Regions from separate parts of the Homo sapiens genome. Here region 2 is linked to region 1. A link is an interaction called in ENCODE POLR2A ChIA-PET data of the cell type or tissue named here. Cell type or tissue: IMR-90. All regions are shown on one strand. Links, peaks and the distances in the headings refer to the core of each region. The heading gives the core; the rest is flanking DNA. Region 1 holds the start of LOC107984928 (a long non-coding RNA gene). Region 2 holds the start of TCEA3 (transcription elongation factor A3).

What was found. ChIA-PET counts read pairs that join two places held together with the same protein. Peaks named below come from ENCODE experiments on the same cell type or tissue, not always from the same donor. Only the 100,000 strongest peaks of a DNase experiment are listed, where the experiment ranks them.
Region 2: POLR2A ChIA-PET joins it to region 1 with 10 read pairs; 2 of 35 experiments call an interaction of 5 or more read pairs at or near these places.

Annotation. Positions count from the first base shown.
Region 1 is chr1:23,573,952-23,588,997 of GRCh38, reverse strand. It overlaps LOC107984928 (a long non-coding RNA gene), which reads left to right and starts at 11,291. Exons shown (of 2, transcript XR_007065540.1): 1 at 11,291-11,571; 2 at 11,665-12,562. RefSeq lists an enhancer at 14,152-14,241. In IMR-90, for the core only: no CTCF peak of the experiment used is centred there; DNase peaks (open chromatin) are centred at 7,597, 10,507 and 11,437; H3K4me3 peaks cover 820 bases; H3K27ac peaks cover 3,670 bases.
Region 2 is chr1:23,416,879-23,431,924 of GRCh38, reverse strand. It overlaps TCEA3 (transcription elongation factor A3), which reads left to right and starts at 7,177. Exons shown (of 11, transcript NM_003196.3): 1 at 7,177-7,360; 2 at 12,786-12,848; 3 at 13,916-14,021; 4 at 14,535-14,676. The coding sequence starts at 7,292. LOC124903875 (a long non-coding RNA gene) reads right to left here and starts at 7,059. Exons shown (of 3, transcript XR_007065535.1): 1 at 6,764-7,059; 2 at 5,665-5,747; 3 at 2,942-4,213. ASAP3 (ArfGAP with SH3 domain, ankyrin repeat and PH domain 3) reads left to right here. Exons shown (of 25, transcript NM_017707.4): 23 at 7-229; 24 at 800-890; 25 at 1,995-3,362. The coding sequence ends at 2,069. RefSeq lists an enhancer at 12,225-12,783. In IMR-90, for the core only: a CTCF peak has its summit at 10,083; DNase peaks (open chromatin) are centred at 9,404 and 9,824; H3K4me3 peaks cover 871 bases; H3K27ac peaks cover 1,152 bases.

The sequences.
Region 1 (15,046 bases), core at 4,552-12,551:
CCCCCGCTTGGGAACTGTAAGGAGTAAAACTTTTTCAATGGCCTTGACCTCGTTGCATCATCATCTCTCTAAATTAAATCCTAGCCACCATTAGAACCCTGAATGATGGGCATGTAGAGGGTCTGAACTTTTCTGTTATAGAAAAGCTGCAGCTGTCATCTTGGTAATGCGTATGCGTATTTCCCTAGGAGAGGAACTGTAAGGTGGTAATTACCTAATTATTTATTCATCTCTATGAGTGCAATGCCCCCTCCCAAGCCCAGCCTCTGCTCCCCCTGCCCTGTCGGTTTCACGGCCATTGAATCACAGAATGATGGAGCCAGCCACAGGGCTGGCCTCTGCTCTGATAAGCACGACAGACACTCCACAGCAAAACACCTTCCCCATCATCAGTCAACCCTGTTCCCCCAGTTTCCTCCCATTTGAGTCTTAGCATCACCTGGTCAAGAGAGATTTCCATTGGAAAGTAGAACATATCAGCCAGAAAGTCAGTGTGAGCTCCATCAGGGGGATACTGCATAGAAAAAACATGGATTTGGGGATCAAAAGACCTGGGGCAGGTGACTTCACCTCTCTGGTTTCTGTGTGACCTGGGGCAAGTGACTTCACCTCTCTGGTTTCCTCACCTCCCAGAGGGACTGTCAGAATATATGTAATACATATAACAATAATATATGTAAATCCTCCCAAGGCACAAAACAAAACAAAACAGAAACAAGGCATGCCGTGTATTCTGCCTTTGCCCCTCCAGAGCAGCCCCTTCTTCTCTACCTGGGGAAGCATCTGGGCTTCCCTGGCCTCTGGCTTTCACTTGGGTCTGGCTTGCACTTGGGTTTGGCCAATGGAAGCAATGGCAAAAAACTGGGGTCTCAAGGAAGAGCAAGTGTTGGGGGAGTGGATTGTCCTGGCTCCTTCTTTCCTGCTGGGCTGGTTGGCTGTGTTGAGTCCCTCTCCACAGCTCCTATCTTGCAGCTACAGCCTTCACCACCCCTTCCCTTCCTGCCTTCAGGATAATGGTGCCAGGACTTCCTGCTGCTACTAGTCCCTGGGTGCCCCCTTACTCCTCCCTTTATAGATAAGTCCCTTCATTCAGCTCTCTCCGGAGGCTCCTTTGAGTGAGCCACCTATTGGATGGCTGGAACCTTGACTGATACAAGGAGCCAGTAGCCAATTTCCCTTTTTTTGGGGTAGAGATGGGATTTCACCATGTCACCATGTTACCTGGCTGGGTCTTGAACTCCTGGGCTCAAGTGAGGCCTCAGCCTCCCAAAGTGCTGGGATTACAGGTGTGAGACACCACGCCCAGCACCGGTTTTCCTATTTTTATCAAAGTGCTTTCTCTGTCCCTCACCGCAGCTGCAAAAGGAAGGTTCCTATACTCCAAAGGCTAGATCACTCATGGAGACCATCTCCAGAGGTATGAAATTGGAAGGAGAGGCCTGAGAGAAGAGTCTTTGAAGAGCTGCCTGTACCAGCTGAGCCCCACAAGCAGCAGCCCTCAGCAAGGCCCTGATGCCCCAATCCTCCTCCTGAACTTTGCAAGATCAAAGTCTTTTTTGCCCAACCTGCTTCCAACAGCCCAGGTGTCCTGACTCTGGGACACCAACTCACACAAGTTAACCCATCCGAGACCAACCAATATACAAGAAACTGGTACATTAATGGATCCTGAGAGAGTTAGAGGCTGAGCAACAGGAATTCTGAGGTCAGCTGATCAGGGGGGTCTCTTTCAGGAATTAGTAGTAATAATAACAGTGATGTGATGGCCGGGTGCGGTGGCTCACACCTGGAATCTCAACACTGAGAGGCCAAGATGAATGAGTTGCTTGTGTCCAAGAGTTTGAGCCCAGCCTGGGAAACATGGTAAAACCCTGTCTCTACAAAAAATACAAAAATTAGCCGGACATGATGGTGCACTCCTGTAGTCCTAGCTACTCAAGAGGCTGAGGCAGGAGGATCGCTTGAACCTGAGAGGTTGAGGCTATAGTGAGCCATGATCACACCACTGTATTCCAGCCTGGCTGACAGAGCGAGATCCTGTCTCAAAAAAAAAGTCCAAGGCGGGTGGATCATCTGAGGTCAGGACTTAGAGACCAGCCTGGCCAACATGATGAAACCCTGTCTCTACTAAAAATAGAAAAATTAGTGATGGCATGCACCTCTAATCCCAGCTACTTGGGAGGCTGAAGCAGGGGAATTGCTTGAGCCTGGGAGGCGGAGGTTGTAGTGAGCTGAGATTGCACCAATGCACTCCAGTCTGGGCGACAGAGTGAGACCCTGTCTCAAAAAAAAAAAAAAGTGATCAGATACTGAGTATCTACTATGTGCCAGACACTGTACTAGGACTTTTATTCATTTGCTTGGCAGTTATTTATTAAGGGTCTACTATTTGCCAAGTACCATTCTAGGCAGGCCCTGGGATATAGCAATGAACACAATAGACAATTCCTTCTTGGAGGATATTGGAGCTGTCATCCTGTGCAAGAGCCCTAGAAGGGCTGGGTGCCGTGGATCACACCTGTAATCTCGCACTTTGGGAGGCCAAGGTGGGTGGATCACGAGGTCAGGTGTTCGAGACCAGCCTGGCCAACATGGTGAAACCCTGTCTCTATTTGTAAAAATACAAAAATTATCTGGGCATGGTGGCGGGCGCCTGTAATCCCAGCTACTCGGGAGGCTGAGGCAGGAGAATCGTTTGAACCCGGGAGGCGGAGGTTGCAGTGAGCTGAGATCACACCATTGGACTCCAGCCTGGCTGACAGGGTGAGACTCCGTCTCAAAAAAAAAAAAAAAAAAAAAAGCCCTAGAAGGTGAGCATCTGCAGCCCTAATTAATCCTTGAATATGGATTTAATATGGAGATCCAGAAAGTGGCCAAGGGTACCAGCCGGTAAGTGACTGAGTCAGGATTTGAACCCAGACCTGCCAGGCTTCTCAGCTGGAGCCATCACCTTAGAGGAACTACAGGAGGATCAGGAGGTAGCTCGGGAAGAGCCAGAGCCAATCCTCAAGAGAGAGAGAACCTGAGAGCCGGGTGCTTTGAGCCAGGGATGGTGGTGCAAGGTTCGCATCTGTATTCCAGACGCCTGCCATGACTAAAATGTAGGATCAAGGGCTCAGGGTGACACAGCCAGAGAAGGACGCTCTGTAAAAGATGCTCCTAGTTATTCCTTTGTAATTTCCTTTTTGACGTAAAATTTGTGAGTCACAGTCTCAGAACTTGTCTAGATTTCACAATCCATGATTGCAGATGCTATCGTGTGTCATGCCAGCATATTTTCAAGTCATTATCCACCTTCCCCCAGCCCCTGGGCCGTCAAGGATTTATTTTGGAAGGTTGGAGAGAGCAAGGCAGGGAAAGCACAAGACTTCATGTGCCACTCAAAGGGCAGTCATGTCAAGGGTCTTGAACACCCTAAATAACCTGGTCAGAGCTCCCTCTCTCCAAACAGAAGCAGACATCCTCTTCATTGTGCACCTACTATGGGCAGACTGTCTAGAGGACCAGGCAAAGCTGCGCAATGGCTAAAACCATGGGTCCCAGATTGACTGAATTCAAGGTGGAGCTCTGCCACTTTCTAGCTGTGTGACCTCAGGCAAGTCAATTCACCTCTCTGCATCTCAATTTCCTTATTTGTAAAACAATAAATCGTGGTTAAAAAAATTGTAAAATTGTCCAGGCGCGGTGGCTTATGCCTGTAATCCCAGCACTTTGGGAGGCTGAGGCAGATGGATCACGAGGTCAAGAGATCGAGACCTTCCTGGCCAACATGGTAAAACCCCCTCTCTACTAAAAATACAAAAATTAGCTGGGCGTGGTGGTGCCCACTGGTAGTCCCAGCTACTCGGGAGGCTGAAGCAGGAGAATTGCTTGAACCCGGGAGGCAGAGGTTGCAGTGAGCCGAGATCACACCACTGCACTCCAGCCTGGTGAAACAGGGAGACTCTGTCTCAAAAAAAAAAAGGGGGGTGTGTGTGGTGGCTCACGCCTGTAATCCCAGCACTTTGGGAGGCCGAGGTAGGTGGATCACGAGGTCAGGAGGTTGAGACCATCCCGGCTAACACGGTGAAACCCTGTCTCTACCAAAAAAATACAAAAAAATTAGCCGGGCATGGTGGCGGGCACCTGTAGTTCCAGCTACTCGGGAGGCTGAGGCAGGAGAATGGCGTGAACCCCGGAGGCAGAGCTTGCAGTGAGCTGAGATCGCGCCACTGGACTCCAGCCTGGGTGACAGAGTGAGACTCCGTCTCAAAAAAAAAAAAAAATTGTAAAATTGAGGCTGGGCACAGTGGCTCATGCCTGTAATCCCAGCACTTTGAGAGGCCAAGGTGGATGGGTCATTTGAGCTCAGGAGTTCAAGACCAGTCTAGGCAACATGGCAAAACCCCATCTCTACCAAAAATACAAAAAAATTAGCCAGGCATGGTGGCACACGCCTGTAGTCCCAGCTACTCGGAGGCTGAGGTGGGAGGATCACTTGAGCCTGAGAGCCAGAGGTTACAGTGAGCCAAGATGGTGCCACTGCACTCCAGCCTGGGTAACAGAGTAAGACCCTGTCTCAAAAGAAAAAAAATCGTAAAATTGAAAAATATCAGTGCCTACCTTACAAGATTGCTGTGAGAATTAAATGAAGCAAAACATCGAAATGCCTAGAAGAGGACACTGCATATTACCAGTGTGCAAAAAATGTTAATAGTTATTACCATCATTAAACTCAAGTGGAGAAACAGACACATGATCCATATACATTACATACATTTCCAAAAATTCAATTGTAATGCAAATAAACACTCATGGTTATCAGTTTTGTCCTTCACATGTTGCTATTTTAGCATTAACATTTAGTATTAATAAGTTAGGTGTTTGCTCATTGAGGTCTCAGTTCAAATATTGCCTATTTTTTTAGAGACAAGGTCTTACTCTGTTGCCCAGGCTGGAGTACAGTGGCACAATCATAGCTCACTGTAACCTCAAACTCCTGGACTCAAGTGATCCTCCTGCCCTAGCCTCCCAAGTAGGTAGAACTACAAGCATGTACCACCACACCTGGCTAATTTTTGTAGAGATGGGGTCTCACTATGTTGCCCAGGCTGGTCTCAAGCTCTTGGCCTCAAGTGATCCTTCCACCTCAGCTCCCACCTAGTAATCCCAACATGCTGTGATTACCAGCATGAGCCACTATGCCTGGCCCCAAATATCACCTCTTTAGAGCATTCTCTCCAACTGCCCAATCTAATCAGAAATATCCTCTGATTACTCTTTTTATTTTAATAATAGAATTTATTCTCTGATATTTTCTTATTGATTTCTTTGATTACTTGTGTATTATTGGTCTTTCCCATAAAAATATAGGTTTCCATGAGAGCAAGAGCCTGACATCCTGATTCTGTTTTGGTTCCCAAAGCCACACACATTGCCTGGGACATAGTAGTTGTTTTCAAAATGTTTGTTGAAAGAACAACTAATAAGTTAGGTCCTCTCAGTACTCCTCTTCAGGCACCAGTTTTTTGTTGTTGTTTTTGAGACAGTCTCTATTACCCGGGCTGGAATGCAGTGGTGCGATCTCAGCTCACTGCTACCTCTGCCTCCCAAATTCAAGCAATTCTCCTGTCTTGGCCTCCCGAGTAGCTGGGGTTACAGGCACATGCTTGTAGCACACCGGCTAATTTTTGTATTTTTATTAGAGACGGGACTTTGCCATGTTAGCCAGGCTGGTCTCAAACTCCTTACCTTGAGTAATCCGCCCACCTCAGCCTCCCAAAGTGCTGCAATTACAGGCGTCAGCCACCACACCAGGCCTATGTACCGGTATTATCTTTTGACAGAGGAAGGTAACTGAGGCTCAGTGAGGTGAGATGATTGCATGTTTAGCTTCAGGCTCAGTTTTCTGTCACTGAGTTGGATTCACTTTGCCTCTGAGCTGTGCCTCCCGGAGTGACAGAAGTAAGGTGGTGATTGCCAGGTGTGAGAATCAGAGTTGTCTGCCCCCCACCCCACACCTGGTACCAAATGATGTAGAAACAGAATCTGGTATAGCAGGAGGCCTGGTTCCTGATTCTGACACTGATTCACTGGGTGGCTGCAAATGAGCCCCCCCTCCTCACTTGGCCTCAGTCTCCCATCTAGAAAATGAAATGAGTAGAATAGTTTGGAGCGTTTTTTTAAACTGGGATTTAATTCCCATATGCATAAGATCAGAGGTTTTTTGAACTTTCTTTTGTCACAGTCTTTTTTTCCCAAATTAAATTTGATATGAAGACTCAATTCATAAACAAGATAAAAAGTGGGGCTGTGGCCGGGCACAGTGGCTCACGCCTGTAATCCCAGCACTTTGGGAGGCCAAGGTGGGCAGATCACAAGGTCAGGAGATCTAGACCATCCTGGCCAACACGGTGAAACCCTGTCTCTATTACAAAAAAAAAAAAAAAAAAAAATAGCCATGCATGGTGGTGGGCACCTGTAGTCCCAGCTACTCAGGAGGCTGAGGCAGGAGAATGGTGTCAACCCGGGAGGCAGAGCTTGCAGTGAGCCAAGATCGTGCTACTGCTCTCTAGCCTGGGTGATAGAGCGAGACTCAGTCTAAAAAAATATAATAATAAGTGGGGCTGTTAGGCAGGTACAGTGGCTTACACCTGTAATTCCAGCATTTTGGGAGGCCCAGGTGGGAAGATCACTGGAGCAAGAGTTCGAGCCCAGCCTGAGCAATATGAGGAGACCCCGTCCATACAAAAATAAAAATAAAAAATTAGCTGATCATTGTGGCATGTACCTGTAGTCCCAGCTACTCAGGAGGCTGAGGTTGGAGGATTGCTTGATCCCAGGAGGTCGAGGCTGCAATAAACCCAGATCATGCCACTGTACTTCAGCCTGAGTGACAGAGTAAGACCCCATCTCAAAAAAAAAAAAAAAAAAAAAAAAAAAAGCTGCTTTGGAGAGTGAAGGGAGTGGCATTAGAATTGAGCCTGCTGCCGGGTATGGTGGCTCACGCCTGTAATCCCAGCACTTTGGGAGGCCGAGGTGGGTGGATCACAAGGTCAGGAGATCGAGACCATCCTGGCTAACATGGTGAAACCCCGTCTCTACTAAAAAATACAAAAAATTAGCCGGGCGTGGTGGCACGCGCCTGTAGTTCCAGCTACTTGGGAGGCTGAGGCAGGAGAATGGCATGAACCCGGGAGGCAGAGCTTGCAGTGAGCTGAGATCACGCCACTGCAATCCAGCCTGGGCGACAGAGACTCCATCTCAAAAAAAAAAAAAAAAAAAAAAGAATTGAGCCTTCTTAGGGTGCCCCTTGCTTCCACCACGCGCCACCTCCTTACCTTCAGGGGTCCCTGGGGCACTAATACCCCAGGGCTTAGAGGAACCCAGTTTGAAAACCACTGGACAAGAGTCACTCTTCACAGTCCCTCCCAAGGTGTGGGAGCCCTGGGGAGGAATGAAGGGCCTCTGCTGTCCCAACTTGCAGATGAGCGTTGCTTTCTGAGCTGCAGCCCAGCTGCCTCCCGAGGGTCATGAGAAAGAAGGCAAGGGCAGGCTCAGGGCGCAGGAAGTGGAGCCGGCCAGCTGGGAGGCAGTAACAGGCGCTGGTACTGTGGCCTCCTGGATGGGCCGGTGACATCACAACCCCAGGAAGCAGCTGCCCAAGAGGCCTGCGCTGTCCCTCATTCCTCCTCTGGGAAAATCAGTCCCCAGCTGTTGCCGTCCTCTGTGTACTGGCTTACTCTTCCTGGATTGTCCCCTCCTGAACCAGCATCTTCAGCAGTAGCATCTTCAGAGAGAAGCCTCCCCTATGTGCTGGAACTGTGCTACCCTCTGTGGCACAGCTCGTAACAGCATGCTTTTAAAATTATCGTTTAATTTAATCATCACATCAACATCAAGTAGGGACCAGTACCATTCCCATTTTGCAAACTATGAGAGGCTCAGAAGTGCAAGACAGATCACACAGTTTCACCCAGCTGGTAAACACCAGAGCCAGGCTTTGAACCTTGTCCTGTCTGACTCCAATATTCATGAGTTTTCTTGAGTTACCACATGGTCAGATTCAAAGCAAAAACACGAGGTGGAGGTTGCTTCTTATGTGGCAATGTGAAGCTGTCAATTTCAAACACAGTTTCTTTGTTAATGGCGTTCCTGGCCTATTATCATCCAAGCGGAGTCTTAGGATGCGATAAAGGGCTTAGCACACTGTCTGGCACTCTACAAATGCAGCTTTACTCTGGCTCTCCCCTTTACAAAGGAAGAAACTGAGGCTCAGGGGAGCAAAGTCAAGACCATAGGACAGGCAGGTGCCAACCCCAGGTCTGTCAGGCCCCAGAGTGGAAGCTGTTTCCCCAAAACCCTGAATTTCATAGGCGGGAAAGTCCTGCTCACCTTCTGTGCTCATCTCGTAGGGTTGCTGTTACAAACTACCACAAACTCAGTGGCTTAAAACAATAGAAATTTGTTCTCTCACAGTTCTAGAGGCCAGCAGTCCAAAAGCAGGTGTCGCCAGGGTGGGGTTACCCTGAAGGCTCTGAGGGGGAATCTGCTCCATGCCCCTCTGCTAGCTTCTACAGGTGGCCTTAACATGCCTTGGTTTGAGGCTTCATAAGTCCAATTTCGGCCTCCATCTTCAATTGTACTTCTTCTCACTGTGTCTCTGTGTCTTAAATCTTACTTTCCTTTCTCTCTCTTTTTTTTTTCTTTTTGAGATGGAATCTCGCTCTGTCACCCAGGCTGGAGTGCAGTGGCACCATCTCGGCTCACTGCAACCTCCACCTCCTGATTTCAAGCAATTCTCCTGCCTCAGCCTCCTGAGTAGCTGGGATTACAGGCTTGCACCACCACGTCCGGCTAATTTTTGTATTTTTAGTAGAGATGGGGTTTCACTATGTTAGCCAGGCTGGTCTCAAACTCCTGACCTCATGATCCGCCCATCTCGGCCTCCCAAAGTGCTGTGATTACAGATGTGAGCCACCGTGCCTGGTCTCCTTTCTCTTATAAGCACATCAGTCCTTGGATTTAGGTCCCACCAAAAATACAGGATATCATTTCAAGATCCTTAATTCTATCTTTAGATACCCTATTTCCAAATAAGGTCCCATTCACAGGTACTGGGTATTAAAATTTAACACATATCTGGCCGGGCACAGTGGCTCACGCCTGTAATCCCAACACTTTGGGAAGCCGAGGCAGGTGGATCACATGGTCAGGAGATCTAGACCATCCTGGCTAACACGGTGAAACCCCGTCTCTACTAAAAATACAAAAACTTAGCCAGGCATGGTGGCCGGCGCCTGTAGTCCCAGCTACTCAGGAGGCTGAGGCAGGAGTATGGTGTGAACTCGGGAGTCAGAGCTTGCAGTGAGCCGAGATCGCACCACTGCACTCCAGCCTGGGCAACAGAGCAAGACTCTATCTAAAAAAAAAAAAAAAAAAAAAAAAAAAAATTAACACATATCTTTTGGGGAACATCACTACTCAACCTATTGTTATCACCACCACCACCACCACTACCACCCTGGCTCAGCAAATCTTCACTGAGCATGAGCAGTGTGCCAGCCAGGGGCACAGCAGTCATACTACATTAGTGCTGCCTATGGTCTAGTGGGAAAGGTAGACAAGGCACAGGTAATGGTGGGGTGATGATTTTTTTTATTTGAGATGGGGTCTCACTCTGTCACCCAGGCTGGAGTACAGTGGCACAATCTTCGCTCAATGCAGCCTCCACCTTTTGGGCTCAAATGATCCTCCCACCTCAGCCTCCCCAGTAGCTGAGACCACAGATGTGCACTACCAGGCCTGGCTAATTTTTCATTTTTTTGTAGAGATGGGGTTTTGCCATGTTGCTCAGGCTGATGTCGAACTCCTGAGTTCAAGCAATCTACCCGCCTCAGCCTCCCCAAAGTGTTGGGACTATAGGCGTGAGTCACCACGCCTGATGCAGAGTGGTTTCTAAACTAACTGTAGAAATACAAATATGGGCTCACAACGGAGAGAACAGGTAATATTGCCTGAGATGGGATAAAGCAGGGAGCACAGTATATGTCCTATTAATTAATCAAGACACTTCAGGGAAATCTATTTGCAGAAAAAAGCAACAGAGAAGAAGAGAAAGTCTGAACTTCAACTTTTAAGACAGAAAGCCCTCAAATGCAGACTTTACCTGTCTGTGCCTCAGTTCTCTTATCTGTAAAATGGGAATACTAATAGAATTGGTCTCATAGGGTTATTGTTAGGTTTAAGCCAAATCACTGAAGCATTCGTTGAACAAATATTTATTGAACATCTTCTACATACCAGGCACATTATATACAGTAAAGAGCTAGCAAAATGCCCGTCACCAATAAAACACTTAATAAATGTCAGTGCCTGTCCTCTTTCCCCCAATTCATAAGTTAGATAAAACTTCAGGACAGAAGTACAAGAGAGATCATAAGGCAGGACAGGCTAAAGGCCAAGTCAAGAGCATGAGATATGTGTGTTTAGAGAACAGCGAGGATGTGGCCAGATGGGTCTGCGAATGCTTCCTGGAGGAAGTGGGCTTTGCATCAGAACTTGGAGGATACACAAGGAGAGGAGGGAGGACTCCATGCAGCAATGATGGCATAAACAAAAACTGGGGCAAGGAAATTAGATAAGAAACATGTTTGATCCAGACACTGACCCTTTCTGTAAGATTCTGGATTTTTGGAGGGCAAATGAAGCAACAGTGAAAGTTCAAGATTTTCTAAATCTAAAACAAAATCAAGGGTAAGTACAGATGAAAATGTACTTAACCGTATCACAAGCATTTGCATTTCTTTCAATTTTGCTCCAACTTTGGTATCACTTTTTATGCAGGGCATTTCCCATAGGGAATAGTTCCATGTGTTTCTACTATGTATATTTAGATTGTCTGCTTTTCCTGTTCAATGTGGCTCCTGAAGGCAGGGGCTGTATTTTATCGCCAGTACATTGCTGGTGCTTGGCATATAGTGAGCACTCAGTAAGCATTTCATCGAATGAATTACTTTTATATTTCTATTTTACATAAAAGCATGAAATTTTGAATTTGTGCTAAAATTCTTAATCCTGGCCTAGGGCAAGTATAATATTGATATGTATAAGGAAAGCCAGGCAGGATTGTTTAGCTGGAGACAGCTTCTAGAATGACCAGCCCAGGATCCAGTAGGACTTGCTGGAGCCACACAGAGGCCTTGCTAAACTAAAATTATGAATTCGCAGGCTGTGCTACGAACCCATTAGGCTATGTTGCTTTAAACTCGGGTCAGCCAACCAAAAGGTGGATGCAAAAGACTTTCTTTAAACAAGCCAGCAGCTTGAGGCTTGAAATAGAACAGAAAGGGAATTCACAGGACTCAACCTTGTCTTCTGTCTGGAGCTCTTGAGACCCAAGGATACTGGCCAGGCGAACCACACTGCGATAAGAAACAGCAGCTGAAAGTTTGTTTTTGGAGCCACCAGATCCAGTGGGTGGACTGTGTCTTGAAATAGAAGCATCTCAAAGGCCTGTGAATCATTTCTTAGTGCCGGCCTGCAAGGTTTCATATCCTGTTCTCAGAGCTACCTTGGGTGCTGTATGTATATGTATGTGTGTGTATTGTTTTCAGGGTTGTTTGCCTAGGATTTGGTTTTGAAACTTTTACTTTCTTTTAATAGCTTTTTTTTTTTTTTTTTAAGCTGGAAGAATTTTTCAAATGGTTTTTGCGAGAAAGTTCAAACCCTGGAATGACTAAGTCGCTGGAAGAATTTGGACTTTGTGAGGGGAATTTGCACTTGGTATGAATCACCCAGTCACTGATTCCTGCAGTGAGAAGACCTTTCGGAAAGCTTCTGGGTCAGCCCCCTCGTACACATGGGGAAACCGAGGCTCAAGGAGGGGAAGGACTTCAGCCAAGGTCCCACAGCATGTCTGTGGAAATGACAGGACTGGAATCAGGTCTAGCTCCTGGAACAGCTTTGGATTTGCAAGAAGCTCTCAAGCACCCAGTCTCCATAGGTGGGCACATTTTCCAAACAGTAGAGGAACAGAAAGAACAAGAGGGTTCTGAGGAGTTAGAACTCACCATAGAGTTATGGAAGGAATGGGGAAGGGATTGCCGGAAGGTATTTTATATGAAATAGCTCATTTAATCCTCCCCAGGATCCTATTAGGCAGTGGTTCTAAACTAGGGTTGATTTTGCCCCCAGAGGACATTTGGCAAGATCAGGGGACATTTTAGGTTTGTCACAGCTTGAGTGGGAGTTGCTACTGGCATCTCTTGGCAGTGAATACCCTATGTGGTAGAGGCCAGGGATACCGCTAAACATCCTGCAATGCACAGGACAGCCTCACAACAAAGAATTATCCAGCCCAAAATGTCAATAGTGTTGGGTCTGAGAAGCCCTGCTATGCAGAGGGCGCTTGTATATACATATCAATTTAACAGCCAAGAAAGCCGAGGCTCAGAAAGTGTAGCCACTCGCTAGCCACGTGGTCTTGGGCAAATTAGCCTCTCTGTGTCTCAGTTTCCTTATCTGTAAAATGGAGGCAACAGTACCTCTGTTACCTAAATAAACATTTGTAAAGCACTTAGAATGGTGCCTGGCACATAGTGTTACATGAATGTTTGCTAAAAATATATAAACAAGCTTACCCAGGAAACACGGAAAGTAAAAGAATTGTAATGAAAGCCCAGGTGAAAAAAATCTAAAGAGACTTAAGGACATGGGGGCTGGAATATGAGAGACCTCCTGGGGGTGTACAGCCCTGTGAGCAGGTAAGGCTGTCCACCGTGTGACATCCTATGTTCCCTGCCACCCCCCACCACCAGTAGCCATGAGGTTTTCCTTCTCAGACACTGCTACCTTAAATGCACTTCATCTTTTTAGGTTAAAATGATATGCACTTCAACATGAATCTCCTTGGCAAGTATCTGACACAGTAAGCCACTATCAGTCACTAAGAATAATTCAGGATAAATTAGTTTTTCAGTTGCCTCCCAACAAATAGGCCGAATGCAGGTTATACTGAGAGTGGAAGGTAAACAGAGGCTGACAGCTTAGTGTTCAGAGGCAGGCTTAGGACAGTGCTGGCAGGTGCACAGTTGTCCTCAGCAATCCTAGACCATCAGTCATTCCCCTACCAGCCAGCACCACCTAGAACAGGCCTCAAGTCTGGGCCCTGCCTAGCTTTGCACCCCCTTTCAGAACCTGCTCCTGACCCTCCCCCACCTTCAGCTCTCCTGGTCTTTTTACTCAGTCTGGGGCCTATTCCCTACTTTCCCACTTTGACCTCTAATCCTGTCCTCAGTCAGAGCCCAGATTCCTCCACCAGCTGCTGAGACCTGCCAACTTGCTAAGTGATTGCCCTACTCAATGCTGAAGGCCTGACATATCAGCCCGGCTCTCTCAGCAAGCCCCAGGGCTGTGAAGGAAACTGGGCAGAGGGTGTCACAAGAGTGGAGGGAGAAAAAACCAAAGCAAGGGTCACCCATATCTCTACTCTGCCCAGAACCCGCCTGCTACGCCTATTCATTAGAACATTCATGGCCATTTACCGAGCTCTTTAAGCTATGAGTCTTGCACACTTACAACAGCTCTCACAGCTGTGCCCCACTCCCCCATCCCTGGAGACCTACAAGGGCCCATATTAACTGTATTACTTCTCTATTGCTGCTATAACAAAATGACTACAAACTTAGTCACTTAAAACAACTTAAGTTTATGCTCTCAAACCAACCTGATCTCACTGGGCTAAAATCAGGGTGTTTGCAGGGACTTCCCTTTCGGAGAATCTGGAAGATAATTGATTTCCTTGCCTTTTCCAGCTTCTGGAGGCTGCCAACATTCCTTGGGTTGTGACCCCTTCCTTCATTTTCAAAGCCAGCAACATGGCATCTCTCTGACCCTGTTTTCGTGGTTGCCTCTCTTTCTCTGACTCTTTTCTGCTGCCCTCTCCCACTTTTAAGGACCCTTCTGATTCCATTGGACCCACCTAGATAATCCTGCATAGCAACCTTCATTCCATCTGCAAACTTAATTCCCACTTGCCGTGTAACAGTACATTCACAAATTATAGGGATTAGGACACAGACATCTTTGGAGGTGACTATGATCCTGCCTACCATGTTAACCAACCCAGAGTGGCGGGGACCATACAACCCAGAGAGCTTGTGCTCCTTCTCAAGGGAGCAACTGCTGCTCAGCTCCAGCTGTCATCATCATGCATCAGTATGGGTTCAGTGTGGCTGAGTCTGCCAATATTTCAAGTGAAATCAGAAAATTGGACTTTCAGGTGAAGATTTCCAATTCTGACATCACTGTGCAGACCAAAAAAGAACAAAAAATCTCATAGGCTAGATATAGCCTGAAGCCACCCAGGTGTGACCTCTGGGTCCACCTCTACCACATCAGCTGTGTGAGATGATGAGATTTCTCTGGCATTTACAGGCTCTGCAGGTTCTGGGGGATGGAGAACCAGTCAGGCCTAGAGGCCAGAGAGAATGTGGTCAGGAGCATAGCGGGTACTGAAGGGGGTGCCTCAGGGGAAAGTTCAGAGGGAGAAGGGACTGACCATCTCCCTAAGGGACTAACCATCACCTGCAGGAAGCAGCAGTGCCTCAAAGGGTACAGGAAATCAGGCTGAGGCCGACCTGAAGAAATCAACCAGAGTAAGGTGGGCTTTATGGCTTGTGACCTCAGAACAAATCAAGCACACTCTTTCTACTTTCAAAAAGTATCAGTTCTTCCCCTCCCCACAAAACTAGCAACATTGGCTGACTGTGAGAAGAGGATGGCAGGGGCCGGGGTGAGAAGGAGGCCTTTCACTTTATGCCTCTCGAGCTTTTTGAGTTTTTAACCAGGTGAAAGTATTACCTACTTAAAACATTAAATTCAAAAGCTTTTATTCATTTAAAAATATTTTAAAATACAATCGATTACATTAGAGGTAAAAACACAAAAGTAGTTGTCATGGTGATGCTACTGCACTTCCATGAAGATGGTATGTGTGGTCATATAACAGGATGGTTTAGAAATGGTGAAATCTTCATACATTTGGCTAATTACTCCGGACCCATCG
Region 2 (15,046 bases), core at 3,630-11,629, 160 kb after region 1:
TTCCAGATCGTTCTGAAGTCTCCAGCCTGAGTTCAGAGGCCCCTGAGACCCCTGAGAGCCTGGGCAGTCCAGCCTCCTCCTCCAGTCTGATGAGCCCCTTGGAACCTGGGGATCCCAGCCAAGCCCCACCCAACTCTGAAGAGGGCCTCCGAGAGCCCCCAGGCACCTCCAGACCCAGCCTGACATCCGGGACCACCCCTTCGGAGATGTACCTCCCCGTCAGATTCAGGTTGGTGAGGGCCCAGCTGTGCAACCAGGGCAAATCCCCTGACTTCTCTGAGCATCCATTGATTTCCACACCTCTAAATAGTACCTGCCTAAAGACTGGGTCACACGCCATCTCTGGGCCCATCACTTATGCAGAAATGCTGAACCCTGGGACCCCTTCCCCCTTCACACACTTGCTCCCAAATCCTGCATGGAGAGCTGAGGAGGAGCCAGGGATCCTCCCTGCTGATGTTGGAGTAAAGTAGGCTTAGCCCCCTGTGTGGCTTATTCTAGAGGCTCTCAGTGGGGTCTTCACTCTGTCCCCACCTCCAACCCAGGATCCAGTCTTCTCCCTTCCATACAAACCCATTCAGTCTGGAGTTTGGGGAGAAGTAGACCTGCAGATATCCACAGAGTCTTCTGGAGGTCAGTTCCAGCCTTCTTGGGCCTGTGATGGACCTGGCCTGGGGGCCTTGTGGACTCTACCCACCCATCCTAAGCCCCCAGACTGGCTCTGTTCCTGAGCCCTTTCTCCCCACTCTGAGGGGCTCTCTGGACATGAGGGTCATGTTGGCCTTTCCCTGCCTTCCAGCTCCGAGAGCACTCGCTCCTATCGGCGGGGGGCGCGGAGCCCTGAAGATGGTCCCTCAGCCAGGCAGCCTCTGCCCAGAAGGAACGTGCCGGTAGGAACTCTGGGACCATGGTTTGAGGGGCGGTGGCAGGGTGCCTGGGAGGCAGAGTTAGTCAAGAGTAGGCGTATTGGGGTGGGAGACCTCCCCATGGTTGGGGTACAGATGGGCCCAGGCAGCCACAGTTTGGACAGTCCCTGTCCTGGTGCCCAGGTGGGCACGGTTTGGCCAGTCCCTGTCCTGGTGCCCAGGTGGCCACGGTTTGGCCAGTCCCTGTCCTGGTGCCCAGGTGGCTGCAGTTTGGCCAGTCCCTGTCCTGGTGCTCCTCTTTCCATGCTCCAGCCCAGGGCTGGGTGAAGCTGAGGAGAGCCCAGGCCTTGAGGGATGGCAGTGATCATGAGGCCCAAGCTCTGGCTTCTCCCCAGGGGAGGATGAGGAAAGTTGTGTTAGCCAGGCCAGTCGCTCAGAGAAGGCATCACTTCCCTGCAGAAGAGGCAGGATTAGGTGGCCGTGTACCAGCCCTTGTTTGCCTAACTCTCCCCTTGTTCATGAGTCTCCTGGAATCCACAGGGACTTTCAGATCCCAGGCATAGAGGGATGTGACAGGGACAGGGCAAGAGCTGTCATCCTTAATCCAGCTTCTCCCTGCTGAATCACCAAGTCTCCAACAATGGCATATATTAGTTGAACCTAGGAGTGGGCACAGATCAGAGCCAGTTGTGTTGGGAAAGAAGCCTCTTCTGTCCCTTGTTCCTCTGGGAATTCCTCAGAATGGCATTGGTTGTGTTGGGAGTCAGGATGGCAGGGGCAAAAGCTGGTTCTGTCTGGGGAATCGTCATCTTTAGTCCACCAGAGTTAGTCAGCAGACACAAATCTATGTCCATATTCTGGTTCCACTATTGCCCTGAAAACCAAGTATCCATCAGATGGCATTTAATTGATGCCTGTGATTGTGGTGTGTATGATAGCAAGAGCTTGGGCTTTAGAGTAAGGAGACTTTGGATAAGTGGCTTCACTTCCTCAAGCCTCAGTTTCTTTGTCTGTAAAATGAGAATAATTTAATTTATCTACAATAGGACAGATGTGAAACTGAGTGAGATGAACACCTGGTATGTTACAGGTGCTTTGAAAATGTCAGTTTCATCCTTCTTTCTGCAGGTTGGCATCACTGAAGGAGATGGCTCAAGGACTGGGAGTCTCCCAGCAAGTTCTGTGCAACTTTTGCAAGACTAGCTCCTTGCTGGCCCCCACATGCCCCATGCTAGGCCCCAATGTTCAGAGCTGGGACTTGAGCTCACAAAACTGGGGAGCTGAGACATTTGTTCTCTTGGATCTCACTCTCTCTGTCCCTTGTGCCTCTGTAGCTGGCCTTCTTCCTGCCACAGGCCATGCCTCTACCAAGGACACATGGCCTTTCCCTGTTAGGACTGATGGCGGTTCTTTCCTATCTCATTACCCGCTAGGGGCCTGGGAGCCCTGTGGCTGGATCTGAGTGCTCCTGAGCTGGCTTCAGCTGCAGAACTCTCAGTCCCTCATCAGATCGAGACTCTATTTCCCCCGTCAGTCTGGGGGCTTCACAAGGGCAGGAGAGCCCTCCATCACTGACTTCCAGATCAGGGACCCTGCCAAGTAGGGACTGTCTTCTCAGCCAGCCATTTATTAGTCTAATATTCCTTCACTAAATTCCAACTCTATGTCTGGACCTGTGTTAGGCACTTCAGATACCACACGAGTAAGACAAGGGCCCTGCAGGGGTGGTCCTTTGGTGGAAAGCTGGTCTTAAGGGTTGGGCTTGGGAATAGGCAGGGTCAGATTCCAGGGCATGGCTCTGGACTCAGCTGGTTTATACCTATATGACCATTACAATTGTCTACAGATCACATCCATTCTGGCTGGTCAACATGCATGCTGTACTGGCTGTTAAATAAAAATATTCTGAATGTCACTCCTTTTGAGGGACAGCACAGCCTTCCCTAGGCATTCTCCTATATTCCCCAGCCAAATTGTAGAGTCAGATGCACCCACATTTGCCTGTGTCCTTGATTTAGCAGGAAGGAAAGGAATAGTCAGGGTTGATGGATGCCCACTTCTCTTCTCTTTCTCTTGGTCAACTCAGGAGCCTTTTAGTCTGAGGGAATGGAGAGGCAAAGAAAGAAGGGAGAGTAATAGAATTGGGAGGGCAGAGACTTAAGGGTTCTGCTTCCCAGCCCTAGAAATTCTATCATTGCTCAGCCCCAATGAGAAAGCAGATACACCTAAGCCATCATCAACCACTAACATCTCAACTTGCCAGTTGCTGGGTGCTGGGCCCTGGCAGGAATGGGCCAAGCCAAGCAGGGGAGACTAGAGAGCACCAATGGCCAACACAGCTGCCTGGCTGGGGAGGCTGTGCTGTTTCCCCTGGAGACCTGACTGGTCTGTGGTTCCCACAGGAACAGGGTTGTCTTTTGAGCCCCCAGTGTCTGGTTTCATTCATCTCAGACTTGTTATTTCACTCATCTCTAATAAAGGATTGGGGGGTCAGTTTCCAGTGGTTTCATTTATGTGATCTAAAGAGCAACAGGGAGGGGAAAGGAATCTTGGGGCTTGAAATTCTTTCTCTGGACCTGGCAAGGGAGATGGCCTGATGTGGAATAGTGGTTTGCAACCACAGTGTTTTGCCCCGGGGAACTTCTGATAAAGCAGAAAACAGTTTTGACTGTTCCCAACTGGAGGATGCTAGTGGCATTTAGTGGACAAAGGTCAGGGATGCTACTAAACATCCTACGGTGCATAGGTCAACCCTCCCTAGCAATGCATTATCCAGTCCAAAATGTTAATAGTGCCAAGGTTGAGAAACCCTGGAAAGAGCACTGGACTAGGAGTCTGGAGACCTGAAATTCTAGCTCTCCCATGGTCCTCTGCCACTGTCTCTGTTGACTGCCCCTGAGACAAGGATTTGGGAGCAAGTAGCTTATCTGTGAAATGATCCCAGGAAGCATAATGAGGGAATAGAGAAATGAAACAGAAAGTCAAAGATAAAGAGCTGTGCGTGTTGGTGAGAACCTATACTCCAGCTACTCGGGTGGGAGAATTGCTTGAGCCCAGGAGTTCAAGGCTGCAGTGAGCCATGATGGCGCCACTGCACTCCAGCCTGAACAACAGAGCGAGACTCTGTCTCTAACTCTTGTTGGGGACCTGTGAGAAGGAGTATTGACTAGAACATGCCTTCAGGTTGTCCCATCGAGAGTGAAGAAATGATGTTTTCCACCAACTCTGGTTTCTTGCTGGTTGGGGGTGTCCTTTCTGAGGGCATCAATTTCCTACCACCCCAAAGCTCCAAATAGAGAAATGTGGGGAGCTGTCCAAGGTGTGTCCAGGAATTATCTTCCAGTGACCTGTAGGGTGGACAGGTAGGCAGAGGGGATATGATGGTATCAACAGGGTCCAACCCTGAGAGAATCATCACCCTCTTTAGGCCTCGGTCTTCCCATCTATACAATAAAGAGGTTGGACTCCATGTTTTCTTAGGGGCCTTCATACCCTGACATTCTAGGAGTCTTAACTTTTTTTTGATGTCGCGCATCTCAGGGTGGTGACTGGGTGGAAGTTTGAGAAAAATCTCTCTCTCTCTCTTTTTTTTTTTTTTTTGATGGCTCTGTCTCCCATACTGGAGTACAGTGGCACAATCAGAGCTCACTGTAACCTTGAACTCCTGGGCTCAGGCAAGCCTCCTGCCTCAGCCTTCCGAGTAGCTGGGACTATAGGCCCACGCCACCATGCCCAGCTTTTTAAAATATTTTGTAGAGACGAGGTCTCTCTCTGTTGCCCAGGCTAGTCTTGAACTCCTGGCTTCAAGCAATCCTCCTGCTTTGGCCTCCCAAAGTGCTAGGATTACAGGCATGAGCCACTGCTCCTGGCCTTTTTTTTAATAAGGCAATCCTAAGTAGCCTCAGGCTGCTGAGGTTGAGTCTCTTCAACCCAGAAGGGCTTGGCTGGGATTGGCCAAAAGGCCTCCCAGAGAATCCCAAACCATTAGAGTCTAACTTCCCAAATGTGACCGGCAGGCACTGCATGCTCAGGTCCCACCCACTGCCTCTCCCCACACTCCTCACCTCTGTGCTGCAGCCACGCCAATTTTTCAGTTCCTCCAACACTGTCAGGCAGGCCAGGCACCCTCCCATCCCTAAGCTTTGCACATTTGGAACTCCAAGAGGGGAGGACTGTTTTGTTCCTCTCTGGATGTCCAGAACAAGAACTACCTGGCACATATTAGGTGCTCCATAAATATATGTTGAATGCCTCTTCCTTTCTTCCGTGAACACTCTTCCTCCTCCCCTCAACGGCCACTGTGTACTTCAGCCCAAAGTTTAAACTTCGTTTCTTCAGAGAAGTTGACACCCTAAATAGTGCAGGTCCCCTCAAATGTGTCCTTAAGCTATCCTCCACTGCTTCCTGCCCTTCACCCCAGCTATGATAAATGCATTAATTGACTATGTCTGTTTTTGTTTAAGGTTTCTCTTGCCCATAGACTGAGTCTCAAGCTTTCTGGGACTGGGTCTGTCTTGTTCATTGCTTGGACACTCAATACGTATTTGTTGAATGGATGAAAAAAACCCACTCTGTCCTACCTTGATCCCCGTCACATAGCAATTAGAAGATAGGTGTCCACACCAAGCTGCCTCTGCGACCCAAGCTGAAATGCGGTTCTCTCAGGAAAATCAGGAGATTTCACTCGACACCCCAACCCCAGCTCCCACACACTGTGGACCACTTTTCATGCCTTCCCTCCAGGTTCCTGAGCCCCACCCCCATCACAGGAAGATCATTTTCTGTCCATTAAACTCACTTATTTAGCAAGAGAACTGGGTCTGCAGGAGATACTTGAAGATCATTGGAGATCATTCCACAGGAAGGCAGATCCCTGCATGGCTGGGGAAGATAGGCACAATTGTGTTTCCACCCCTCCACTAAGATGACTTCCAAACCCAACCCCACTGAGGGGATACTGGCCTGACCTGGCAGCCTTGCACCTGGATCAATATTTCTCAAAATTTGGTGCACTTAAGAATGAATCTCGGCGGGGTGCGGTGGCTCACGCCTGTAATCCCAGCACTTTGGGAGGCCGAGGCAGGCAGATCACGGGGTCAGGAGATCGAGACTATTCCGGATAACATGGTGAAACCCCATCTCTACTAAAAATACAAAAAAATTGGCCGGGCGTGGTGGCGGGCGCCTGTAGTCCCAGCTACTCAGGAGGCTGAGGCAGGAGAATGGTGTGAACCCGGGAGGCAGAGCTTGCAGTGAGCCGAGATCGTGGCACTGCACTCCAGCCTGGGCGACAGTGCGAGACTGCGTCTCAAAAAAAAAAAAAAAGAATCTCATCTGTAATTACAGCACTTTGGGAGGCCAAGGCAGGCGGATCGCTTGAGACCAGGAGTTCCAGACCAGCCTGGGCAACGTAGTAAGACCTAGTCTTTACAAAAAATTAAAAAATTAGCTGGGCATGATGGATGGCTCACGCCTGTAGTCCTAGCTACTCAGGAGGCTGAGGCAGAAAGGATCACTTGAGCTGGGGAAGTCGAGGCAGTGAGCCTGATTGCTCCACTCCACTCTGGCCTCAGCCACAGAGGGAGACCCTGTCTCAAAAAAATAAAAAGAATCTCCCCGATAAGCTCTCACTACTCGAGAGTGTAGTTCTGGGACCAGCAGCACCCCCAGCACATAGGAGCTTGTTAAAAATGCAAAGCCTTACTAACAAAACAGCCAGCAAAGGAAGTTTTAGGTAGACAGAGGCAAACAGGAGCCTGGATACACGTGGCATGCACAGGCCGTGTGCACGATGGAGTGAGTGCAGGTTAAAGCAGAGCTGGATTTAGTGATCTACACACACACACACACACACACACACACACACACACACACACACACACGGGATTCGAGCGCACCGAGTTGCCTCCACTTGGGCATAGGCGCGGAACTGTGTCCTCCCGCTTTGAGATGCAACGGTGCAGAGACGCGGGAGCCCAGAACGCTTCCCAGGGCCCCTGGGACACCCTCGGGCGCCCTCCGCGCCGCGACCGCCGCCTGTGGCCAGGTCACAGCCTCCCAGCTCGCCAGAGAGCCCTCCTTCCCAAATCTCTCTTCGGTCCCCCGGCGCCCCTGGAAGGGCCGGAGTTGGAGGGTCCCCTCTCTCAGCCTCGTCCCTCCCCTGAGGCCCGATCGGCCGGCGCGGGCAATCAGTGCCCGGGCAAGTCCTTGAAGTCTATATTTAGTGCCCGCCACCCCTCCCCCGCACAGTTGGGAGGCGGGCGGTGGGGGGGTGGGGGTGGGGAGAGCCCCGCCCCCGCCGGGCGTGTGTGTCGTGTGTGTTTGGGGCCCGCGCGGGTTGCGCGCCCTCCGCCTTCGCGCCTCCTGCCCCCGAGGCCCTACTGCTGCCCCTGTGCCCCTCGCCCCGCCGGGCGTCGCGGGCCAACATGGGCCAGGAAGAGGAGCTGCTGAGGATCGCCAAAAAGCTGGAGAAGATGGTGGCCAGGAAGAACACGGTGAGGCTGCAGAGTTTGGGCCACGGCCCCCGCCCCCGGGAGGCGCGGGCAAGCCCCGGATTCCGGGGTGGGGACGTACTGGCGGGGCGCCATGGGGGCGCGTACGGGACTCGGGGACCCGAGGGAGGAGCGGCTGGTGCAGGGCCCAAGGCCCCTTGGGGACCCTTGCTGAGCACCTCGAGGTGGGCGTGTGCGTGGCCCAGGACGCCAGGGGGATCGTGCGGGTCCCGGAGGCGCGACTTGTGCACGTCCCTTTGGACGTGTAGGGTTCACCCTGGGCAGCTAGTGCAGGGCCCAGGAAAGCGGGCGAAGAGAGCTGGACGTGGGAAAGGACTTTGGGAGTCCCAGGGCTTGGCGTGTGCAAAGCCCGGGGAGCGGCGGCGATGGCGGGGGCGGGGCGGGGGGCAAATCCGGGTGGCCCGAGAAGTGGCAGAGAAACTTGGGCTGACGGGGGTACTGAGCTGCATCCCTGCACCCCGGAGTGGGTCTGCGGGAGAGAAGTAAAAGGCCGTGGATCCTGCGACCCCACCGCTTGGTGCGTCAGGAGCGGTTCTTTTGGCAATTTTCCCTTTCCTTGGCCTTGGGGTGCGGCCCGGACGGGCGGGGGCCGAACAGGTGCGGGGGCCCGCGGGGCGGGGGAAGGGGGCCGGGCTGGAGGCCTGTGCAGCGAGGGCGAGGGCGGAGGGAGGAGCGGGCTCGGCGGGAGGTTGGGAGCAGGGCTGACAGCCCTACCGGAGGGTCCTGGCCAGAGCGCAGACCCAGCTGGAAGTTAATGTTTGATCTTCCCCGTGATCTTTGCCTGGGGCTGGCGGCCGACTGGTCGCCTGGCCAGAGCAAATTTGGCCTTGGGTCCTGGAGGGCCTGCGCTCACCCTGGGAGGGAAAAAAAGGGAGCCTGGTGAGCATGCCCTTCCCACCTCCCGTTCCTGTTCCAGGGTCCTCTTCCTCCCACCATCCGTAGCCATGTGCTGCAGCCACCTGCATTTCCAGGACACTTAGGAGCCTGGGAAAGGAAGAGACACTAAGGGAAGTTTTAGAGCCAGGAAGAGTAGCCAAGGCCCAGGGAAGGGTCACTGGAACCATGAAGTGGCAGGGAGCCCTAGAGTGGACACTGGGCAGTCATGAGTTGGTGTCCATATAAAGGCCAGAGCCTCAGTTTCTTCATCTGTAAGAAAGAGATGAGATTATCTGCCTCTGGAGAAGGGATGTCACTGGATTCTTGTCTCTGCTGGCAGCGGTGAGGATTGGAGAGATGAGACAGAGATGTAAAGCCCTTAGTAGGACTCAGACCTGTGCTTGCTAAGAACTGGCGAACAAGACCTGCTTCTACGCAGCCAGGTCCAACACAGAAAGATACAGCACAAACCTGCAGAGTGCTGGGAGCTTCTCACCTGACACTCCCAACCTCCATGCACTCCCCGTTCCAGACTCCTCCACAATCCTCAGTACAACTGAGCCACAAGTCTTGGGGGAGCATTTTCTCAGCTGGGGTTGGCAGAGCGCAGCCAGGGATTCTGAGCCAAATTCCAGTTCAAATAGACGGGTTATCCCAGCCCAGCTCCTTACTGACCCCCAAGCTTGGGCCAGGAAAGAAATTCTGGGCCCCTGGGTAAGAGGGGTAGGGTGGGGACGCCTAGAGACCGGAGGAGAGGCAGGCTGCTTGGGATAGAGCTCTGGCTGAAGAGGACGGGACCTGCCCTGGCCTCCCCCTCACTCCTTTTATGGCCCTAGGCAAAAGCCACTCAACCTTCCCTTTCTGGACCTCGAGTTTCCTCTTCTGTGAAATGGGAAGAGGAAATGGTGTCTTTTGGAGATGGATTCCTGTGGAAGTGCCCAGAGCTGTCCCCTGAAAAGATGCAAGTCTGGCCGCAGGGTCCCTGCAGCATGGAGCCAGTTTACAGCCACGTCTGCGCCTGGGCTCTCGGCAGTGTCTGGGTGGGCATGGAGCTCTGGGCGTCTGGCCGAGAAAGGTGGGGCCTGCTCTGGGAGTGAAAGTGGACCCGCCCAGCAGTGGTTAGGCAGAGGAGGACATACTTCCTGTAATAAGACGGATCCTCCACGTTGCAGCTCAGGCCCGGGGTTTACTGCCGGTTGCTGAAGTCTCAGCCACTTAAGGCTTTGTCACATCCTCTGAGCATGCACTAACAGAAGCAACTTCAAACATGCAACCAAGTGCCTACGGTCACAGCTACATACACACACATAGCTATAACATGTGGCCACAACACAGTAGTTAAACAAGCAACTGAACCTAACTGCGTATGAGACACGGCTACTGACACCAACATGACAAGCATACTGACCCATATGACCCACATTGACCATTATAGTTATAGAATGATACACAAAGACAGCCACACACGTATGCACGCAGCACAGCTACACCCAGACATGCAATGCTACAGACTTAGCAAACAGCCACATTTATACATTCAGATCTTATAACACAGGCGTCATCCCACAAAGCCAAATAGACACAGCTGTGCCCGGAGCTGCATATTCACAGCTGCACACTTAGACCAGAGATACTACTGGCTACAGAACCCATTTGTATGTTCAGAGAGATACACCCAGCAACATTTGCACAAGGCTTTGTTTATCCAGCTACAATCCAGGCTCATGGCTATTCTCCTCCAATATGACCCAGTTATACAGCTGTGACACACGAGGCATACACCCAGTGGAGAGCTGGAACTGGCTTAACACAGATTGTTGCGTTTTCAGGAATTTTGCAACCTGGTGGTTAAACACAGCAATTGTTTCAAAAAACTACATTATCTGCTTACAATAAATAAATTATATTAAAAACAAAGGTAAGGAATCCTCCAAAATAATCACTTCCTGATTGTTTTACTACATTGTACTGTCATGTATGGTCAGAGATAATTTACTTCTATTGTTATCTGTACAGTGGAAATATTATATAATGGTATGGTAGTGTACGTCTCCTCCCAAAACTTCCTTCAGTTCAGTGACAGCATGTTGGTAGCTTGAAATTGGCCATGGGATGAGTGTTTACACCACAGAAATTGGCAAACACTACAGGTCAGTTTTTTTTTTTTCCTTGAGAACTGGTTGTTAAACGTTGGCCAGCACACCACTGCACTTACCCATGTTGATATTCCATGATTGTGTATGTCTAGACAGATCTGCGCCCATGCTAACACAATTTGTATAGTGGTTAGAGCCCAAAAGGACTGAGTTTGAATCCCAACTTGGCTCCTTATAAAGCATGTGACCTTGAGAAAATTATTTAACCTCTCTCTTTCTTGGATTGCTCTTTGGTGAACACAGGATAATAATTCTGTAAGAATGGGAATAATACACAGGACCTACCCGATAGGGCCATTGTGAATGTTAAATGAGATAATACAGGTAAAAAACTTAGAAGAGTGCCTAGTACATAGCAAGCCTTTAATTAATGTTACACTTGGAGTTGTGTACCCCCAAGTTCACATACACACACATCTGCAGGTCACGCTTCTGAAAACCTACTGTGAACCCAAGTTCTCAGGGAGGCTAAGGACTGACAGAGGGCAGCTCTTAGGACATGGTCCAGGTCCTGCCAGGGTGGGGATTGGCAGCTGGAACCATGAACTGTGGGCCAAGGATAGGAACATACAGGACACCGTCCCCTGGTGCTCCCCAGGGAACTGATCTCAGGACAGCAGGCAGGTATGGCTTCTAGGAAGGGGCTGGGGGAAAGGAGAAGGCTGAAATGGGTCGGAGGGTGTCCAGGGCCTGGCAGCTCACAGATTTTCAAACCTAAGCCTTTTTCTGCCTCCTGCCTTCTTTCTGCTTTAGTTCTGCACAAGTTCATCCACTCAGGGAGCACTGGACTCTCTGCTGAGCCCTAAGTTCTCAGAGATTAGAACGGTTCTCTTTACCCGAGAGAAGTTAAAGTACCTGTTCACACAAAGACTTGAAATGAATGTACCTAGAAGCTTTATTTCTAGCAGCCCCAAACTGGAACCTATCCATAAGTCCCATCAACCGGTGAATGAATTTAAAACATTGTGGTAGACTGGGTGTGGTGGCTCACGCCTGTAATCCCAGCACTTTGGGAGGCCGAGGCAGGAGGATCACTTGAGGCCAGAAGTTTGAGACCAGCTTGGGCAACATGGCAAAACCCTATCTCTACGAAACAATGCAAAAAATTAGCCAGATGTGGTGGTGCATACCTGTGGTCCCAGCTATTCGGGAGGCTGAGGTGGGAGGATCACCTGAGCCTGGAAAGTCGAAGCTGCAGTGAACTGTGATTGTGCCACTGCGCTCCAGCCTGGGCAACAGAGTGAGATCTTGTCTCAAAAAATGCCAGGCAAACTGTGGTACATACATACAGTGGAAACCACTCAGTAATAAAAAGGAACTACTGATCCACGAGACAACATGGATGAGTCTCCAAAATCATTATGCCGAAATAAGCCAGATAAAAAAGGGTTTTTGCCCTACATACTCTTTACATAAAATCCTTAAAGATACAAGGTCAACTATAGTAACAGAAGGCAGAATTGTGGTTGTTTAGGATTGGGGATGGGGAGGGATGGATTAGAAAGGGGACAGGAAGAAGCTTTTGGGGCTGGTGGCTGTGCTTTTATCTTGATTGTGGTGAGGGTTCCATGGGTGTACACGTATGTTGAAACTTATCAAATTTTACACTGCAAAGTGTGCAGTTATTGTATGTGAATTATACCTCAAAAAAGCTGTTTTTTGTTTGTTTTGTTTTGTTCGAGTTGGAGTCTCGCTCTGTCACCCAGGCTGGAGTGCAGTGGTGTGATCTTGGCTCACTGTAACCTCCATCTCCTGGGCTCAAGCGATTTTCCTGCCTCAGCCTCCTGAGTAACTGGGATTACAGGCATGCGCCACCACGCCTGGCTAATTTTTGTATTTTAATAGAGATGGGGCTTCACCATGTTGGCCAGGCTGGTCTTGAACTCCTGGCCTCAAGTGACCCGCCCACCTCAGCCTCCCAAAGTGCCGGAATTATAGGTGTGAGCCACCATGCTGGCCAAACTGTTCTGTTTTGTTTTTTAAAAGGCTCCCAGTCCTCACCCTGCGAAGTTCACAGTGGGGAGGTAAGGGAAGGACGCTACAGGCACACGAGCAACAATAAGCCAGGAAGGAATTCATTTGGGAGGAAAGATGGGGAAGGGGGAGGGCATTCCTGGGGAGAGGCACAGCAGAACCAAAGGCTGGAGGTCAGGAGCCTGGCTCAGAGGGTTTGAACCCAGCAGGTGGCGGGGGATGAAGTTAGAGCACCACCTAGGACAGATTGTTTCTCGTCTCTCTCCTTCCTTCTGCCCCTTGCCTGTCCTTCGGCCACATGTCTGTCTGTATCCTCCTGCTCTCTGTACCAAGACCACACAATAGTCAGAGAAGCCTGGTCAGGACCCAGGCCCCAGTCCTCACCTTGTGGCCTCCCACAGGAAGGGGCCCTGGACCTTCTGAAGAAGCTGCACAGCTGCCAGATGTCCATCCAGCTACTACAGGTGGGGCGGGGGTGGGAAGCCTTGGGACAGTGCCTGGGGGGAGAGCTGGTGGGGGAGGGAAAGACCCCTGGTGGGGGAAGGTGGAGTCTGGGAGGAATTTCTGAGGGGGGCCTGTGGGGAGGGGATCTTGAGGTGGAGACCTCCCAGGGAGGGACTGAGGGGGACACAGGGGCATCTCGGGGGCGGAGAGGGTATCTTCTAGGTGTAGGGGACCTCTGGGCCTTGGAGCAAGACTGGTTCGCTTTTCTTGAATACCCCAATTCCCAAGGCCCTGGGCCTGTGGGATCCAAGAGGCCAATGATCCAGGGAGAGGGAAAAGCCCCCATTTAAAATCCCTGTGTAGCCCTTAAAGTCCCCAGATTTACCAAAAGCTCCTGGCCCTGAAAAATCAGCACAGACAGATGCAAGGTCTCATAGCCGGAGCTGCTGTCTCAGTTGAAACTGGAGCTCAAAGACACTAGAGTGAGCTGGCCACGGTGGCTCATACCTGTAATCCCATCACTTTGGGAGGCCGAGGCAGGCAGATCACCTGAGGTCAGGAGTTCGAGACCAGCCTGGCCAACATGGTGAAACCCCGTTTCTACTAAAGATACAAAAATTAGCTGGGCACGATGATGCACACCTATAATCCCAGCTACTCAGGAGGCTGAGGCACGAGAATCGCTTGAACCTGGGAGGTGGAGGTTGCAGTGAGCTGAGATTGCACCACTGCACTCCAGCCTGGGCAACATAGCGAGACTCCATCTCAAAAAAATAGACACTAGAGGGTTGGGAATGGGAGGGGTCCTGACAGTCAGCCAAGTGCCACCCCCAACCCTAGGTTCAGGTTTCACCAAAGCTACAGATATCCTCCATGTCAGGCTTAGCCCTGGGCCCTCGGCCTCGTGCAGAGCAGGGCCTTAGTTACAGTAGTGGGGTTCTGACCTCAGCCAGGAGTCAGGGCTAGGACTCTGGGGGTCCAGGTTGGAAGGGGAGGTGGTGGTAGAGCTGGGGCAGGATCTGCCAATGATGGCAGCCATTCCTGTGTATCCATTCCCAGATTATGCCTTAACCCTCTCACTTTGCAGACAACCAGGATTGGAGTTGCTGTTAATGGGGTCCGCAAGCACTGCTCAGACAAGGAGGTGGTGTCCTTGGCCAAAGTCCTTATCAAAAACTGGAAGCGGCTGCTAGGTGAGAGAGGACAAGGTTGTCTTGAGCCCTGTTTTTCTCCTAGCACTTGGGACAGGACTGGGCCTGGCTCATAGCCAGCACTCAGTGTATGTCTGTTGAGTGACTTAATCAGTGACAGATGGCCTCTGGATCCGGGAGGTAGCTAGTGGGGGACTGCCAATGTTTGTGTACACAAGTGCAAGATTTGTAGACTTGTGAGTTTTGTGTACATGTGCCACTTACGTGTTTGTGCTCTCATGCATTTGTCTATATAGTACATGTCTACATGCACACATTTGTCTTAATATGTGCAGAGATGTGTTTGCCAATGTATTAATGTCCCCATGTGAGACTGTGTATTTGTACACACGTTCCTGTTGTTTGTGCATTTGTGTGTAAATGTGTTTGTGTGTGTGTTGGGAGTGTGTGTGCAGCTGTCCTCGTCCCTGCCCTTTGCTCTCTCCCCACTAAGTCATGCTGGGTTCTGCTGAGACAGAGCTTAGCTGAGGGACAATGCCACCCTTTTGTTTTCAGACTCCCCTGGACCCCCAAAAGGAGAAAAAGGAGAGGAAAGAGAAAAGGCAAAGAAGAAGGAAAAAGGGCTTGAGTGTTCAGACTGGAAGCCAGAAGCAGGCCTTTCTCCACCAAGGAAAAAACGAGAAGACCCCAAAACCAGGTATTCTTTTTTGGGATGGAGAGAAGGGAGCTGACACTTGTCACGTCCTCTGACAGCAACTCAGTGTATATTATCTCATTTAAACCTTTCATCCTGGGGAGGAAGATATTGGTATTATCTCCTGCAGTGCCCCCTCTGGGGGTCTTCTTTGGCTCAACCAGATGTTAGACTCACAAGACCCAAATAGGACATAAATGGCACTGGCTTTGCCTAGAAGGATGCAGGGACAGGAAAGAGTGCGTCTGCGGGAGGGCCTCCAGCATTTCTCTACAGAGAGTTCCCATAGGAGACCGCACGGCAGTCTAGAGCTCTTCTCTGGCCCACCCAGGCAACAGCCTAGGTGCGGGGAAACAAGACCACAGCGGGTATA